Linked DNA regions of Mus musculus: all the other regions are linked to region 1. Evidence: chromatin loops called from intact Hi-C (ENCODE). Cell type or tissue: heart. All regions are shown on one strand.

Region 1 (5,000 bases):
GTGGGTAGAGCTGCCTGGGGTCTGGGGCAGGACAAGTCCTGAGAAATGGCTCAGGCCAAGCCTTCCTTGACCAGGTCTGAGTTGGTGCCCTCTGGCAGTTGCTTAGTTCCTCTGCTCTCCTCCTTAAACCTTTCCCCAGCTTCTTTTATGAGGCCTGTGCCCGGTAGCTTGTTACTTTAAACTTTCTGCCAAATTTATTGTGACCCTCTAGCAGTGGGCTACTAGCAAACTTGGACCTGGGCCTGGTGGCCTGAGGTCTAATGAGCCTGGGAATGGCTTGGTTGATGGCCTCCAGGAGGCCTGAGTCTCCCCTGATGTTCTCTCGGCAGTGTGAAGCTGAACGAGCACTTCCTGAACACCACAGACTTCCTGGACACCATTAAGAGCAACCTGGACAGAGCTCTGGGCAAGCAGTAGGGGTGGACACTACTCAGCTCCAGTGGGTACTCTGTACATGGCAGAGGGTGGGCCTCACAGCCCCTCTCTGGTGGCCTTTCTAGGGGACATTTTTTTACATATATATATGATGGAGATGTTTTTTAAAGTATATGAGCATTTTCCCTCACGGTGGACATGAGGCAGGAACGTGTGCTTTACCTCAGACAGTCAGTGTTCTGCATACTGTAATTTATATTGCTCTGGAATCACATGGTGCCATATTTAGCTACTAAAAAGCTCTTCGCAAAACTGTCTTGATGTGTTTGTCCCCGAGTGGGAGGGAGCAGCTGGTAGGATCCCCCAGGGACAGGGTTGGGGTGCCTCAGGCTGTTAATAGGTCAGCCAGGGGGTTGCTTCTCATGAGAGGGAACGAGGCAGCCTGTGGGCCTCCTGCATTCTTCACTGGCTGCCTGAGTTGCCAGACTTTGGGGGTGAGGCCCTGGCTTCCTCACAAAGTTGCGTGCAGTGTCTGCTGCTGAGCCAGTGGAGCTAGCTGGGGCCTAAGGGCAGAGACTCACATAGAATCTCCTAAGGTGATCCCGTTTCTCCATCTAGGGAATTGTCATTCTGTGATGTTGTAGATACTTGTTATAATAACACATGCACCTTTCACCTCTTATAGTGCTGACACTCCAACCTCGAGCTTTGTGTACACTAAGCAAGCATTCTACCTCTGCATCCCAACTTCATCCTGGTACCAACTTAGCTGAGACGAGGCCTCATCAGCACGCAGTTCTAGCTGGTTTGGAACTTTATGGGTCAGGCTGGTCTTCTAGTCACGAAGGTCTACCTCTCTGCTTCCCAAGGCAGGGATTAAGGGCCTATGCGACTGTGCTCAGGCTCATTTGCCCTGTTATAGGTTATACACTAGAAACAGATCCCCCAGTCTCTGCTTTGCAAGCCCGCTCAGGCTTGCCTAGGTCTCTGTGTGTCCGGGATCCCCTGTTCCCATCCTTCAGGTTTCTCCTTTGGCACAACTAGAAAAGTGATGTGGAAATGTTGTTCCAAAGCCCATATACACTCAATGGAAAGCACTGTCGCTGTGCAGTCAGTGACTTCTCTTTCTGCTTGTTTGGTCCTGCTGGAGATTAGGGTAACTTTGATAATGCAGTCAGTTCTCTGTATCTGGAGTTGGTTGTTGTCAGTGCTGGGAATTGAGTTTAGCAAGCATTTTATCAGTAAGATTTTTTTTTTGATTTATTTAGTAGCTGTCTTCAGACTCACCTGAAGGGGGTGTCAGATCTCATTACGGATGGTTGTGAGTCACCATGTGGTTGCTGGGATTTGAACTCAGAACCTTTGGAAGAGCAGTCGGTGCTCTTAACCTCTGAGCCATCTCTCCAGCCCCCATCAGTAAGATCTTAAGCTGAATTCTCATCCCCATTGCCTGCCTTTTTTTCTTTTTTTTTTAAAAGACATGGTTTTGTGTATCCGAGACTCGCCTCAAATTTCTATAGAATTAAGGATGACCTTGAACTTCTTAGCCTCCAGTCTCCACCTCCTGGATGCAGTTATCATGGGCAGTATCACAACACTGAGTATGTAGGGCTGGGTATCAAACCCAGGGTGGTCTCCTGAATAGTAGGCAAGTACTTTACCCAGCAAGCCTGATCCACAGCCCTAGCCTCCAGTTTAAAGACTATTTTAGTATTTTTATGGGGTATCTTGCCTGTTTGTATATCTGTGTGCCATGTACATACAGGGTCCACTGAAGTCAGAAGAGGGCATTGGAGACCCTAGAACTAGAGTTAGAGACAGTTGCTGAGCTGCCATGTGGGTGGTAGGAATTGAACCTGGGTCCTCTGGAAGAGCAGCAAGTGCTCTTAACCAACTATCTATCGCTTGCCTCTAGCCACAGGTTTTATGTTGCAGATCCAAGAGTGGGAATATTTGGAAACAAGTCAGGGATGGCAGTGCATGCCCGAAATCCCAGCACTGGGGAGGCCGGAAATCTGAAAAGGCCAGGTGTACACACATACGTGTAGTCTTGCTTCAGGAAGCTGAGACAGGAAGATGGTTGCGTTCTAGGCCAGACACAGGTAGACAGTGTGAGCCTGCTGTAAAAAGTCTCAAAACAACCGGGAAAAAGAAGCTGTGTGTGGGAGAACTCATCTGTTGTCCCAGGCCTTCACAGGTAGATCCGGGCTACAGAGACCTAAAACCTGCCCTTGGGACTCGGAGCATGTTCTCCTCCACCCACCCCCCAACTCTCTGGCAGGTCAGGTGGCTGAGATTGTCTTGTAGTTCCAGAGGGGGATGCTGTCTGGCATGTGACTAGGGAGCCTTGTTGGGACCTCCTTGGGGGGAAGGGCCTCCAAGAGCACCAAGAAGCACGTACAGTCACCTCGCTAAAGAATATTCATTTATTTATAATTATTGCTAAGTAAACTTCTCTTTTTAAACAGGAACATAAAAACACAGTAGGGCTCTGCACAAGAGGAATCTCTAAACAGTTGGTTTGTATACATGTCAAAATAAGTTAGAGTGGAATTCGGCCAGGGCTTCTGAGTCACCCTTTTCAGAAGCCTGGGAGGGGTGAGGCTGGAGCTGTGCCAGGACCACCTCCAGCTCCAACTGTGTACTGTGCTGTGCCTTCCTCTCCGCTTTGCCCGGCACAAGGCGAGGGCAGGGGCTTTTTCAGTATGGCATCCCCAAGGGGGTTGTGCCAATGGCAGGCTGGGGGACAGTGGGAGACCCCACCCAGGCCAGACTTCTCCCTTCTGTTCCAAGACCAAGGCCACTGCGTTGGCAGGAGAGGAGGAGGAGGAAGAGAAGAAGGAGGAGGTACAGGGTGCTTTTTGGTACCAGGGAGAAAGTCATTGTGGGAAGAGGTAGTTTGCAGGGGTGATGCCTTCTGCTCAGCAGGAGAAATAAATGTCTTGTACAGTGATAGCTAATCACTGCCACCTGAGGGTCATCATGATGGGCACCTGGGAGGCCGGGAGCCATGGGAAACCACACCTGGGCCACTGTGTCCCCCTCATCCCCAGTCCTGAACAGTCACCCTGAGGCCTGGCTTGGGGGCTGTCACACTGCGAATCAACACCCTCTGCCTCAGCTGGTCTCCCCCTCTTGGTTTTTCAGCCAAAGCTGGTGGCTTCATCTATGCCTTTTTGGGGTTAGTCCCGCCTGCTCCTCCCCTTGGGGGCCTTGGGATTTGTGGGCAGGGGTTTGGGTGCTTGCGAGCTTATGGATGGAGGACAGGGGGGAGGGGAGGGGACAGGTGAAGAGGGCCAGCTGACTGGAGAGGGCCGGGTAGGTTCTCTGCCTCCCCCACTTCCCTCCTGCCTTAGCCTTCTGAGGCTCCCAGCTAGTGATACACCTGGGCCAGGGCCCCTCAGGCATGGCTGCTTTCGGAAAGGGAGGCAGGAAGTACACACAGCACACAAGAAAGCTGAGGCTTGGACGAACCAAAAACCAAAAAAAAAAAAAAAAACCCAAAACAAACCAATAGAAACAGAAACCAAAAAAAACCCCTCTCCATCAAAGATGATAGACAGGAGAGTTGGAAAGGAAAACATAAATTTCTTTCACAATACCCTTCTTGCTGCAAACAGAATTTTCCCCTCCCTCTCTCTGGTCTTCAGTTAAACATGTTGCTCTTCCTCCGGAGCCGGCTGAGCCACAGCTCACCCACTCCCCACGACACCTGCTTGCTCATAAAAAACCAAAACCAAAACCATTCTAGTTCCCCTCTTCCCACGGGTGGTCTTCCTTGGCTTCCCCTGAGGACAGCCACTCTTGGTCCCAGAGATGTCACCCCGACCCTCCCTCCCCGCTGGCTCAAGGAGCCGCCATCTATCTTTGTTAATGCTTGCCAGATGCAGGGCATGTCCTGGGTTTGTTTGGTGAGGACCCTGTGGTTGGTACCTTAGCTTGGAACAGACCTGGATGAACTGTGTTGAAATGCACATTAGGGACATTCTTTCAAACGAGGCTGGGGCAGGGGAGCTCTGCAGGCCAGCTGGGAGGGTGCTCTGGAGGCTGGACTCCCCTCAGCTCTCCGACAGGCAGGGCCAGGGCTAGGGCCGCATGCATGCCTGCATGGAGCAAGGGGAGGCCCAGGAGGTAGAAGGCAGAGTGCCCTGCCTGGCTCTTGAGTGATAGGGGGAGGGAAGAGGTTCTTGGGTCTGACCAGGGTGGGGGTGGGCAGTGTCGGCCAGTGCAGGGGTTCAGATGTCCTTAAAGGCCAGAGTCGGTGCAGAAGAGAGACAAGGCCTGGCTCAAGCATTCTCTTCCTGGAGAGCGCCTCCGCGCCTGAGGTGGCTTGGGGAAGACCTCTAAGTCTGTGCCTGTAAGAGGCCTCACTGGCATTCCCCCTGCCCACGCACAGCAGCAGGCCAAGGAGAACCAGATGCGGACCTCCTGGTTACCTTTCCCTCACCGGGATGCCTAGGCCTGTGGCCAGCTCCCTGCAAGGACAGTAGTAGAGTCTCCATTTGGTCTAAAGATCCCTAGTGGTGCAAATGATTTGAGGGTTGGGGGGGAGGAGGGCCAGGCAGTGGGCAGTAGCTTGGTTCTGGGCTGCAGAGGGGCAGCCCTCAGTATGTGGGTCTCACCCT
Region 2 (5,000 bases), 160 kb after region 1:
GAGTCAGGTCCCTGGAATTGAAATTAGAGATGGCTGTGAGCTTCAGTGTGAGTTCTGGGGATCAAACCTGGGCCGTCTGGATGAACAGCCAGTGCTTGGAGTCACTGAGCCATCTCTTCAGTTCCTGTTGTCCTTTCTTAAAATATGACCTCACTCTGTAGCCCAGGCTATCCAGAGGCTCGCTAGGTACCCCAGGCTGGCTTTGAAACTGTAGTAATGCCCTGGCCTCAGCCTTCTAAGTCTGGAATCACAGGCATGTGCCACCACACCCTGCTCACCTTTCACCTTTCTCCTTTCTTACACTGTTCTTTGTCAGTTCCTCACAGAGGCTCAGTACCAGAATTGGAGGACATTTCTCTGCTATGATCTTTTTCTTTTTCCTTGTGATCTCTGCTTTGCTCCTTGGTGTCATTTGCTTTGTGTCCTGCAGCAGATAAATGGGCACAAGTACAGGAGGTGACTGATGACAGCTTTGGTAGACAAGAATAGAGAGAGCCCATGCTGTCAGCTCCATCGACCCTCGTCAGACTCACCTGGTCTCACTCTCTCATCACCTGGAAAGGTGATGGGCAGAAGAAGAATCCTGGCTGAAAAAGAAATAATGGTCTTTATTTTAAAATGTGACAAACTGCCCGGCCTGGTGGCACACACTTTTAATCCCAACACTCGAGGGGCAGAGGAAGGTGAATCTCTATGAGTTCCAGGCCAGCCTGGTCTACATAGTAAGTTCCAGGCTGGCCAAGGCTATTTAGTGAGACCTTGTCTCCAAACAAAAGACAACAACAAGAACAGCAAAACCAACCAACCAACCAATCAAAAAACAAAACAAACAAACAAACAAACAAAACCTAGAAACCACCATCAACACAAACAAATAACTCCCCCACCCCCACCCCATACATGACTAGTGGCTGAGGAAGTGAATTTTAATGTGCAAATTTACTTTTATTATTGTTTGGGAATTTTGAGGCAGACTCTCACAATGTAGCCCTGCTAGCCTGGTACCCACTATATAGTTCAAGCTTGTAAGCACTGGGATTACAGGCGTGGAGCCCTGTGACCAGCAAAGGAGAAGCCCTTTTTCTATATTATTTAGATTCTATCATCTATGGTTTAGACTGGGTATGCAGCTCCCTGGTTGAACACTTGTCTGGTGTTCACAAACACCCTGGGTTCTATTTTCGGCACTGTTAAAATACAATTTAAGTAGCTACGTATAGCGTCCACAGAGGGCATTGCACATTTAGAGCCTGTGCGAAGGGGCAGTGACCCAGGAAAGGGACAGAAGAGGAAGGAGGCAGAGGAGTCAGGTGCCTATGAGCCTAGGACTTGCCAGAGGACACAGAGGACAGTCCTCCCCAGAGGATTGTTGTCCTTCTTTCTGGGAATTACAGAGCTGCCTGACAGGTCCAACATAGGCTGGGGTTGACTAGTCACAGACATCCTGTCTAGGGTCTGTTACATTTTTAGGGATCCACAAAACTATATTTTTGGAGCTGAGGATGTGGCTTGAGAAGACTGTTTGCCTAACGTTCATAAAGTCCTGGATTGAACCCCCAGTACCAAATAATCCAGGTGCAGTGGGTGGCCCACACCTGTAATCCTGGTTCTTGGGGAAGTATTGTAAGGAGAAAGGGGTTTGAAGTTATCCTTGGCTACATAGCGAGTTCAAAGCCAGCCTGAGATACATAAAATAATGTCTTAAAAATATTTATATTTTGTTAAAAGAGGAAGGACCCTTAAAAATAAAGTGTCTGAGACCATTCTGTGGTGATACTATGTGGGAGAGAGAGCTCCTTCCAAAGCTAACAACTCACCCTGGACTCTCGGGTATCTTCATTGTGGCTGAGGCAGGGGCACACCTGGCACAACAGAATGTGGCCACCTGCGCCAGAATTTGGCACAAAGGAGCCAATAAAACAAGACGATTTCCCAATGATTTCCGGGTCGGAGGAGATTCCCGGGTGCAGGCTGAGAATAAAAGGCTTGCAGACACTCTGGAGCAAAGGGCACTGTGGGGCTAGAGAAGCGATCGATCCATCCGAATCCTTGAGAAGTGTGAGACAAAGTAATGAATGCTATGTCCACGAGACTAGGAGAGGGAGAGTTCTATCTTTACAAACCATTAGACACGTTTCTTTCTATTTTTGCTGAGCAAGAAGCGTAGGCTCATTAAAGGTTGAGGAACTTGCTGGGATTGCAGAGATTGAGGTTTCCCTTGCTGCAGATCTGACCTATCCCTACTCCGTCACACATTCTGGGAACTCCCCTAAGCCATTGCGGAACCACGGGGAGGTCCAAAAGGGCAGAGTCCATGGAGACCGCTCTGTGGTTCCTCGTTGCTGTCCCGTCTTCTCCCTTCCTGCTCCCTGAGAAAATGTCCTACCAGAACAGATCCCAAGAAAGATCTACTTTCCTAAGCTTCAAGGCCGCTTTTTTGTATATTGATGTGTTTTGAGACAGAATCTCTGTATAGTACAGATGGGGACCGAACTCTCGATCTTTCTGTCTTAGTCTATAAGGACATGAAGGACAGTGGTCATTCCAAAAGCCCCCTGTTACTGCACGAGGTCTGGCTGTCAGGAATGAGGCTCGGCCCCTTTAAGTCCCAACTGGGAACGCCTCGGACTAGCTTCCCGGATCTGTTAACCCGGGAAGCTGGTGCTGCAGCGACCTCCAAGCTCCTGTCCCCGAGGTGCCCCGCCCTACGCGCCGGTTGCTTCCTGGAGCCACAGGGCCTCGGCGTGGGGAAAATGAGCCGCATCTACCAGGATAGCGCCCTCCGCAACAAGGCCGTGCAGAGCGCGCGCCTGCCGGGAACCTGGGACCCTGCCACCCACCAAGGGTAGGATGTGCTCTGTCCATCCGGTTGCTGGCCAGAGATGGGTTGCACTTTCTTCCGCGGCTGACCAGGGGTGGGTTGTACTCTGTCCACCGGGCCAGGGACTCCGCTACTGGCCAGAGGTGGGCTGTGCTTCCCTCCCCTTCCCACATTGTTAGCCAGATGTGGACTGGGCAAGGGAACTGCCAGGATTGGCTGAGTCGGGGCCCTGGCCCCTACTATGGCCAGCCGTAGTGGCCTGGGAGCATCCCTGGGGCCTGGGCTCCCTGGAGCATCCCTGAGGCCTCTGTCGAACTCAAGATCTGAGTCCTGCTCAAAGATTGATGGGGGTTGGGGGTGTAGGGGACACTGGGGAGAGAAACTGGGGTTGCCAAAACCACCCCAGGCATCCAGCTGGCTCTTCCCAAGGTCCCTGGCCAACACACGCTGGGAAGACAGATAAACTTGAAATTCCCGCCTGCAAGAATATCCACTGGAGGGATGCCCAGACTCCCAAATGGAACTACAGAGGCGGTGCTGGGGTTCCCACTGACCTCCGTCTTTTCCCCACACCAGGGCTCTAAACTCTAGCCATCTGTCACACTGCATCACTGGTGACCAGTTTGTGGTGTGGCAGGAACAATAGAGGGAGGGTGGGAATATCCGGAGGGTAATAAGCAGGATGGACAATTTCATTTACAGTCAGAAACAACAAGAATTATTCTACATGAAAGAAGCCAGGCCCAGAAAACCAAAATATCGCGTCATCTAGGAAGTGGAATCTAAAGTCCAACTCATAAGGTCTCCAGTGGAGCAGGTTCAGTCAAAGGGGGAATAAGTTCTGAGGATATAATGTATACATAAATTTGGTGGTGTGAGTCATTATGCAATGTGTACATATCAAGTTTTCTTGATAAATGCCTTCGATATAACCTGTCTTTGTCAGTTAAATATTTTTGGAAATAATTTAAGAGTAATTAGAGGCAAGGAATCCTGACCCAGCCCTCTTCCACAGTCTGTCTTCTTAGACCCACCCTTTTCCCCAGGTTAATGGTTTCAAAGTGGAAAGTCCCCAGGTCCCCAGGTCCCAGGTTCCCCTTTTATAGAATGATAAGGAGCCAGTTCTGGTTCTGGTTCCACTCTGTGTGGGATGCCGTGATTTTGGGCTAATTCCCACATCTCAGAGTCTCTAATTTCCAGCTGTCTGGTGACAATAGCCATCTCCTTGATGACCATGTAGGTATGAATGGGAACAGGAGCATGGAGGTTCTTTAAAGTGGGCAAAGCCACGTCTCACCAGAGGACCTGGGTTCCATTCTTGGCACCCGCAGCAGGGGACTCAAAACTGCTTGTAAGTCCAGCTGTTGGGGATTTGGTTCCTTCTCTGGACTCCACAGGCACCAGTACACACCAGTATACATGCTTATACTCACACAGTCACACATACTTCCACATAAATAAAAAATAATAAAAGCACCCAGGTGTGGTGGCTCACAACCTTAATCCCAGTACTTGGAAGGCAGAGGCAGGTTGGTCTCTGAGTTCAAAGCAGTTTGGTTTACTTAGTGAGTTCCAGGACAGCTAGAGATACATAGGGAAATCTTGTCTTTAAAAAAAGGGGGAGAGGGGCGCTGGAGAGATGGCTCAGCAGTTAAGAGCACTGACTGCTCTTCTGAAGGTCCTGAGTTCAAATCCCAGCAACCATATGGTGGCTCACAACCACCTGTGATGAGATCTGATGCCCTCTTCTGGAATGTCTGAAGACAGCAACAGTGTACTTATATATAATAAATAAATAAATCTTAAAAAAAGGGGGGGGGGAATGAAAAAGGAAACCTGATTTATTGTACCAAAGACACTTGCTCAGGTTGGGGTCTGGGAATTACCACTCAAACCATACATACACCAACCTTAGTTAAGCAAGAACAGTTTATTGAACACCCATCATAATACTGGACGTCCAGGTCCACAGGAAGGAAAAACCTACCAGTCTGTCCTCAGGGCAGGCTTTTTATAGGAAAAAACAGGTTCAAAAGTTTTAAGGCAAGCCGGGCAGTGGTGGCGCATGCCTTTAATCCCAGCACTCAGGAGGCAGAGGCAGGAGGATTTTTGAGTTTGAGGTCATCCTGGTCTACAGAGTGAGTTCCAGGACAGCCAGGACTACACAGTCTAGAAACCC
Region 3 (5,000 bases), 290 kb after region 1:
GGTCACAGGCATCGCAGGAGCCGGTCCATAGCTGGGGCTTGGAGCCCACTCTCTGCTTCCCTCTGACCAGAAGGCTAAGCTGGACAGGGCAACAAGGCCTAGTGGAGGCAACTCCTAATCCCGGGCCAGCACAGTCCAGGTTTCAGTCTCACCTGCAGCATCTGTGAAGTGGGAGGTGGAGCCTGCACTGGGCATCTGCCAGTGCTGCAGGGGAGAGGGAAGGACGGTGCGGAAGGGGAGGTGTCCATCCAGCAGACGGCAGGGACCGCAGGGACGGCAGGGACCGCTCTTTTCTTCTCTCACCTCTCTTCTCTTCTCCATCCTCTTTCTTTTGCTAAACTCACACATAGATAGATAGACAGAAAAGTAAGAAAACACGGAGAGAAGCGCTGTGGCCACACCTCTGCATCCCACCAAATGCAGCTCCACCTCTTCTGGCCAGCTGTGCCGCGCCTGGGCACACAGAGGCACCCAGACTCCGCACCCTTCCTCAGGTGCTTTCTGTTGGTTGGCCAGTTGGTCTACAACAGCATCTTGTGCAGCCTTCACGGGGCCTTGTGCCTCCCCGCTCCATTTGAAGTCTCAACTGCTGGGAGTACAGGTGCGTGCCACCATGTCTGGCTGGGTTTTGTTTGTTTTGTGTTTTTAACATAAGGTCTCATGTGGCGAAGGCTGGCCTCAAACTTTCTATGTACCTGAGGATGGCCTTGAACACCTGATTCTTCTGCTTATATTTTCCTCACTCATTAAACAACAACAACAACAACAACAATCAATTGTACATGTAAAAAAAATTAAAAGAAGAAAAGAAAGCTTACATTTTTTCCCTCAGTAATATACAGACAGAGTCTCTTTGTGAAAACTGTAAACATTACAATTAAGAAATGTGAACCCAGACCTGCCTCCCCTAGCATATTATTATCTGCAGCTAGGTACTACATGGTAACAGTACAGCAAACAGTGTGTCCATGGTTTATGCCACTGTATTCTGCATAGTGACCAAACTGCCTGTATCAAGTTTGGAGACCGTATCCTTACAGTTGAAGGACATATGACTGCACCCAGTGAGCCTCGAGGAGTCTGCGTGTTTATACACAAACACACTGTAAACACACAACTTCACAGGCTGCTCTCCGTGCAGAGCTAGCTGCCCTACAGGTTTGGAGTGTCTTGGCTTTGCCAGGATCCACACTCTTACACTGAATGGGTTTTTCCTCATCTGAGTTTGTCACTCAGCATGTCCACACCTGTACCTTTACCTGTCATGACAGGTTCCCATTCAGAATGGCTGGGCAAGGTGCATGGGAGACCGTTGAGAAACCTCAGGCCAGCCCAGTCAAGCTCCAGAGATGGGTGGCTGAGGAGAGTCCCAGCCCCTGGCCACCCTGTGTCCTGGCAGGGACTGAGGTAGGACAGAATCTCAGGGCTGGAGGAAGCTCCTGGGTCAGGCCCAGGGCTGGCTCTGGGCTTGCCTTGGAGAAGAGCCTTGGGAGCAGAGGGTCGGCTGCACCAGATCCTTCTTTCTAAACACAAAGTGCTGACCCCTTGAGGCCCTTCCCTCGATCATGTGGCTAGTCTACGCTGCAGCCCCCTCCCCTCTTTGTTCTCTCTCTAGCTCTTTCCTGGGATTGTCAGGTGCCCGTGGCCTTGGACCTAGCCGAGGGCCTCGGCCACCCCTGGAACGTGGTGTGGAATCCCCACTCCTGCTCCTGTCTGTAGAATACTTCCCTGCGGGAGGGTGAGGTGTGGAGGAGGAGCCACAGCTCCCCAAACCTTCCTCTTGTCTGTGTAATTCCCTGTCCCAGCTTCCTTCAAACAGCGGATGCTGGGGATCCTGTGAGCCCCACAGTCTCACGCCTCACGTTGGTAGTTGAACTGGGTCTACAGATCCTCCCAGATTGGATGGCACAAAGAATCTTAAACAGCCTGTGAGTAGAATTTCAGCGTTGGGGCTGACCTTTCACTCTGTCTGTCTGTCTGTCTTGTTTGTCTGGAGACAGGCCCAGGCTATTCTCAAACCAACACAGTTGAGCATGATCTTGATCTCCCTGCCTCTACCTCTCAAGCGTGGTACTACAGGCACGCACCACCAAGACCAACTGGTTCTTTGCTTTGTCTGGACCTAGGGCTGTGTGTGCTCCTGAGTTCCCTTCTCATTTCTCGGGGACCCTATCTTGCTCTGCTGTCTGCATATAAGAACCATTTTCCTGCTGGGCTGATGAGCAGACAGGTTCACCCGGGCCAACCCATAGACACTGGCATCCCCTCGTGATCCCAGCACCTTAAAGCATAACCTCAGATACATTTCCATCCCTAGAGGGGAAAACCTAGAGATTGGAGGAAGGTTGGCCTAGCTCAGGCTTAAAGCTTCCATGATGTTCCATGTCTGGAATCCCAGCACCCAGGAGGCTGAAACAGGAGGGATTTCACCAGAATTTCAGGCCGGTTTGGGTTGTATAGTTTGAGGTCATTCTGGCCTCCTAGGGAGATGGAGACCTCAAAAAACTAAATAGCTTTCAAGTGACTGTGCATCGCCCTCTGCTGGCAGCATCTGGGAATGTACGAACACCAGAAATTCCAGACGCGGGCAGAGATCTCCACAGGCAGAGTGCCTGAGCCATCGTTTCCTGCATTCATATGTGTTTACGTCTTTGCTTTGTGCTAGCTATCTCAAGCTTCTTAATCCTTTTATATCTCAATTTCTCCTGCTTTCACTCGAAGGATCTGAGGTTTCACTCACAGCCACCTTCCCCCAATTACCTAAATGAAGCCATGTGTCATAAATATGACACCCCTAAAGAGAGAGGTGATACCTATCCCCTCTGTATTATCAACCAGCATCAGACCCACGGGGCTTCTGGCATTTCCTCTGGAGCCTTTCCGGGGGTGGGGAGGAGTGATCTGCCAAATCTCTCTCCTCTTTTCCCACCCCCTCCCTCCTCATCACCCCTCTGCTGCCTGTGGCTGCCACTGGCTGAGCATCCAACTGGCCCAGGACCAGATAATCAGATTATCCTGAGTCCAGAATAATCTATTCCATATGGTGTGCCAGCTCGGTGGCTCCAAGAGCGAGAGGTGTGAGGAGGGCCAGTGGGGGTCTGGGTGGGAGGCTCCCCTGGGAGCCCCAGGAACCTCAGAGAGCCTTACTGGGCAGACGTGTAGGAAGGTTGGTGGGGAAGAGGAACAGGAAGGGAGAAACTGGGTCCTCTGTTGCTGGGCCTTTTAAGGTGATGTGCCTTGCATCGTCTGTGATTTAAAGGGGTGAAGGACCAAGGGGAGGGGAGGGGGTGGCCTCTCTTCTGTGCCCTTTCTGTCTCTGAATTGTGGGGAGGTACTTTAATAATTTTGAAATTTTAAAAACATTTATCCTTATTGTATATATAGGGTGTACACGCACACCCACACACGTAGGCTCACACTTGCAGGTATGTGAAGGGCCGTCTGTCAAGGACACCTTATGGGCCCTTGGATTAAGGATCAAACTCTAGCTGCCTGTCTTGGAAGCAACCGGCTTTATCCAGAGAGCTATCTCATGAGCCCAGAGTGTCATATCCGGATTCTCTGGCTCCATCTTGCAGAACTTCTGGCCACTGTGGTCCTGGCTAGGGCCTAGAAACCTCTTTCTTTCGCTGTCTTTTTCAAGGCTCTGGTATGTGAAGTAAGGCCTGCCCAGGCTGTGCCCCAAGACAGAGATTAAGAGACACCTTCTCTGGACTCTTCTAGCTGAGACATGGGAAAACCTCTCAAGGCTCCATGTTTTCACCTGTGTCCCCTCATCCCAGGATGCTGTGAGCAGGAGACCTGCCAAGGCCCGCACAATGAGACTGAAAGAACATGTGTGCGACCAGCTGAGCCCCTCTCCCCTCCATGGTGGAGGGGCTGCCTATCTTACTGGCACCCACAGTGTGGAGCAAGACGAGGACATTAACCCACATTGGCCACACTCTACCTGGGAGGCTTAGGCTTGCCCAGGAGTGATGGTGCTGAGATAGCCCACGAGTCTGACACTGTAATTAACTAGTGGGATCTGCTGAGGCTAAGCAGGCTAGTGGTGGAATCGGAGTAGCTTCCTTCTTCTTCTGGGGCCTCTGGGGCTCAGGGATTAGGGACTGTGCATAGCACCTTTGATTAGCAAGGCTGTGTCAGAAGGCCTGGCAGGGGAAATGAGGGCACTGGGGCTGCAGAGTGGGTGGGAGTATGGTGCCCAGCTCCAGCATGAAGGCTGAGGTTGGACCCTGAGCCTGAAAGGGGGCCTCCCTGTCCTGTCTGCCCCCTGCCTGGCTGAGGCTTGACCTCTCACCTCTGTTCTGATGGGGTGGCTGCAAGGCTTCACTTCCCAGCCTTACACATTGGCAACCAGGGGAGGCTCGGGCCAGGGGAGCAGAAGCCGCTGGCTCTGGCACTTGTCAAAACACAGGCCCCAAAAGTGTGAAGGCCTTGGCCCAGCGGGGAGGCTGTGTGGGCCTTGCAGCCTGGAGAACTCATTAACTCCAAGCAGCTCCCAAAGGAACCCACTGAAGACACTGGCCAGATAAGGAGATCAAAGGGGCAGAGGAAGCAGGCCCCCCCCCCCTTGCACCAGCTGGCCCGCTGAGGTAGTTTCCCAGAGGCCACAGGGGCAACAGTGGTAACAGAGGGAGGGACTCCACGTGGCACTCCAGTGTGTTAGTCTAAGCCCTCAAGACTTCTGGGAGGGAATTGGTGGCAGGACGTGCCATCTGCCTGTCTCTCATGCAGTCCCTCACCGACTCACTAACTCTGTGCCTTTTCAACTTTCCCTCATGTCTGACACCACCATCTTCCCCTGCTTCGTTCACAGCCTCCCTCTCCTGTTCCAGATCCTTCTGTGTTTCTGACACTCAATGCTAACCATTAGGCCTCAGCTCTGAGGCTTCATAAGTGTCATAAGTGTTGTGCCTTCAACGAAGTGTGGCGTCCCCCACCCCTCCCTAGTCCAAACATGTCTGCCTAACTTTGTAGTTAATAAAATACAACTTCAA

What was found. A loop is a pair of places that touch in the nucleus more often than their neighbours do. Peaks named below come from ENCODE experiments on the same cell type or tissue, not always from the same donor. Only the 100,000 strongest peaks of a DNase experiment are listed, where the experiment ranks them.
Region 2: a loop joins it to region 1, with 2.7 times the contacts of the local background. A loop is called at or near these places in 10 of 42 quality-filtered maps.
Region 3: a loop joins it to region 1, with 3 times the contacts of the local background. A loop is called at or near these places in 4 of 42 quality-filtered maps.

The regions. Positions count from the first base shown.
Region 1 is chr7:80,090,533-80,095,532 of GRCm38, reverse strand. It overlaps Zfp710 (zinc finger protein 710), which reads right to left. Exons shown (of 5, transcript NM_175433.5): 5 at 2,782-5,000. Idh2 (isocitrate dehydrogenase 2 (NADP+), mitochondrial) reads left to right here. Exons shown (of 11, transcript NM_173011.2): 11 at 330-687. The coding sequence ends at 417. Among named protein-coding and RNA genes, the nearest start is that of Gm21057, 18 kb to the right of the region's middle. In heart, no CTCF peak of the experiment used is centred here; DNase peaks (open chromatin) are centred at 852, 3,032, 4,312, 4,772 and 1 weaker place; H3K27ac peaks cover 1,581 bases.
Region 2 is chr7:79,932,998-79,937,997 of GRCm38, reverse strand. It overlaps Arpin (actin-related protein 2/3 complex inhibitor), which reads left to right and starts at 2,734. Exons shown (of 6, transcript NM_027420.4): 1 at 2,734-2,845. The coding sequence starts at 2,754. It overlaps Gm31966 (a long non-coding RNA gene), which reads right to left and starts at 2,559. Exons shown (of 3, transcript XR_391645.4): 1 at 1,818-2,559; 2 at 534-587; 3 at 1-424. In heart, a CTCF peak has its summit at 2,714; DNase peaks (open chromatin) are centred at 1,957, 2,277, 2,697 and 3,267; H3K4me3 peaks cover 1,901 bases; H3K27ac peaks cover 1,771 bases.
Region 3 is chr7:79,796,795-79,801,794 of GRCm38, reverse strand. No RefSeq gene overlaps it. Among named protein-coding and RNA genes, the nearest start is that of Mesp1, 5.7 kb to the right of the region's middle. In heart, a CTCF peak has its summit at 2,543 (motif pointing left); a DNase peak (open chromatin) is centred at 2,534; H3K27ac peaks cover 310 bases; H3K27me3 peaks cover 2,228 bases.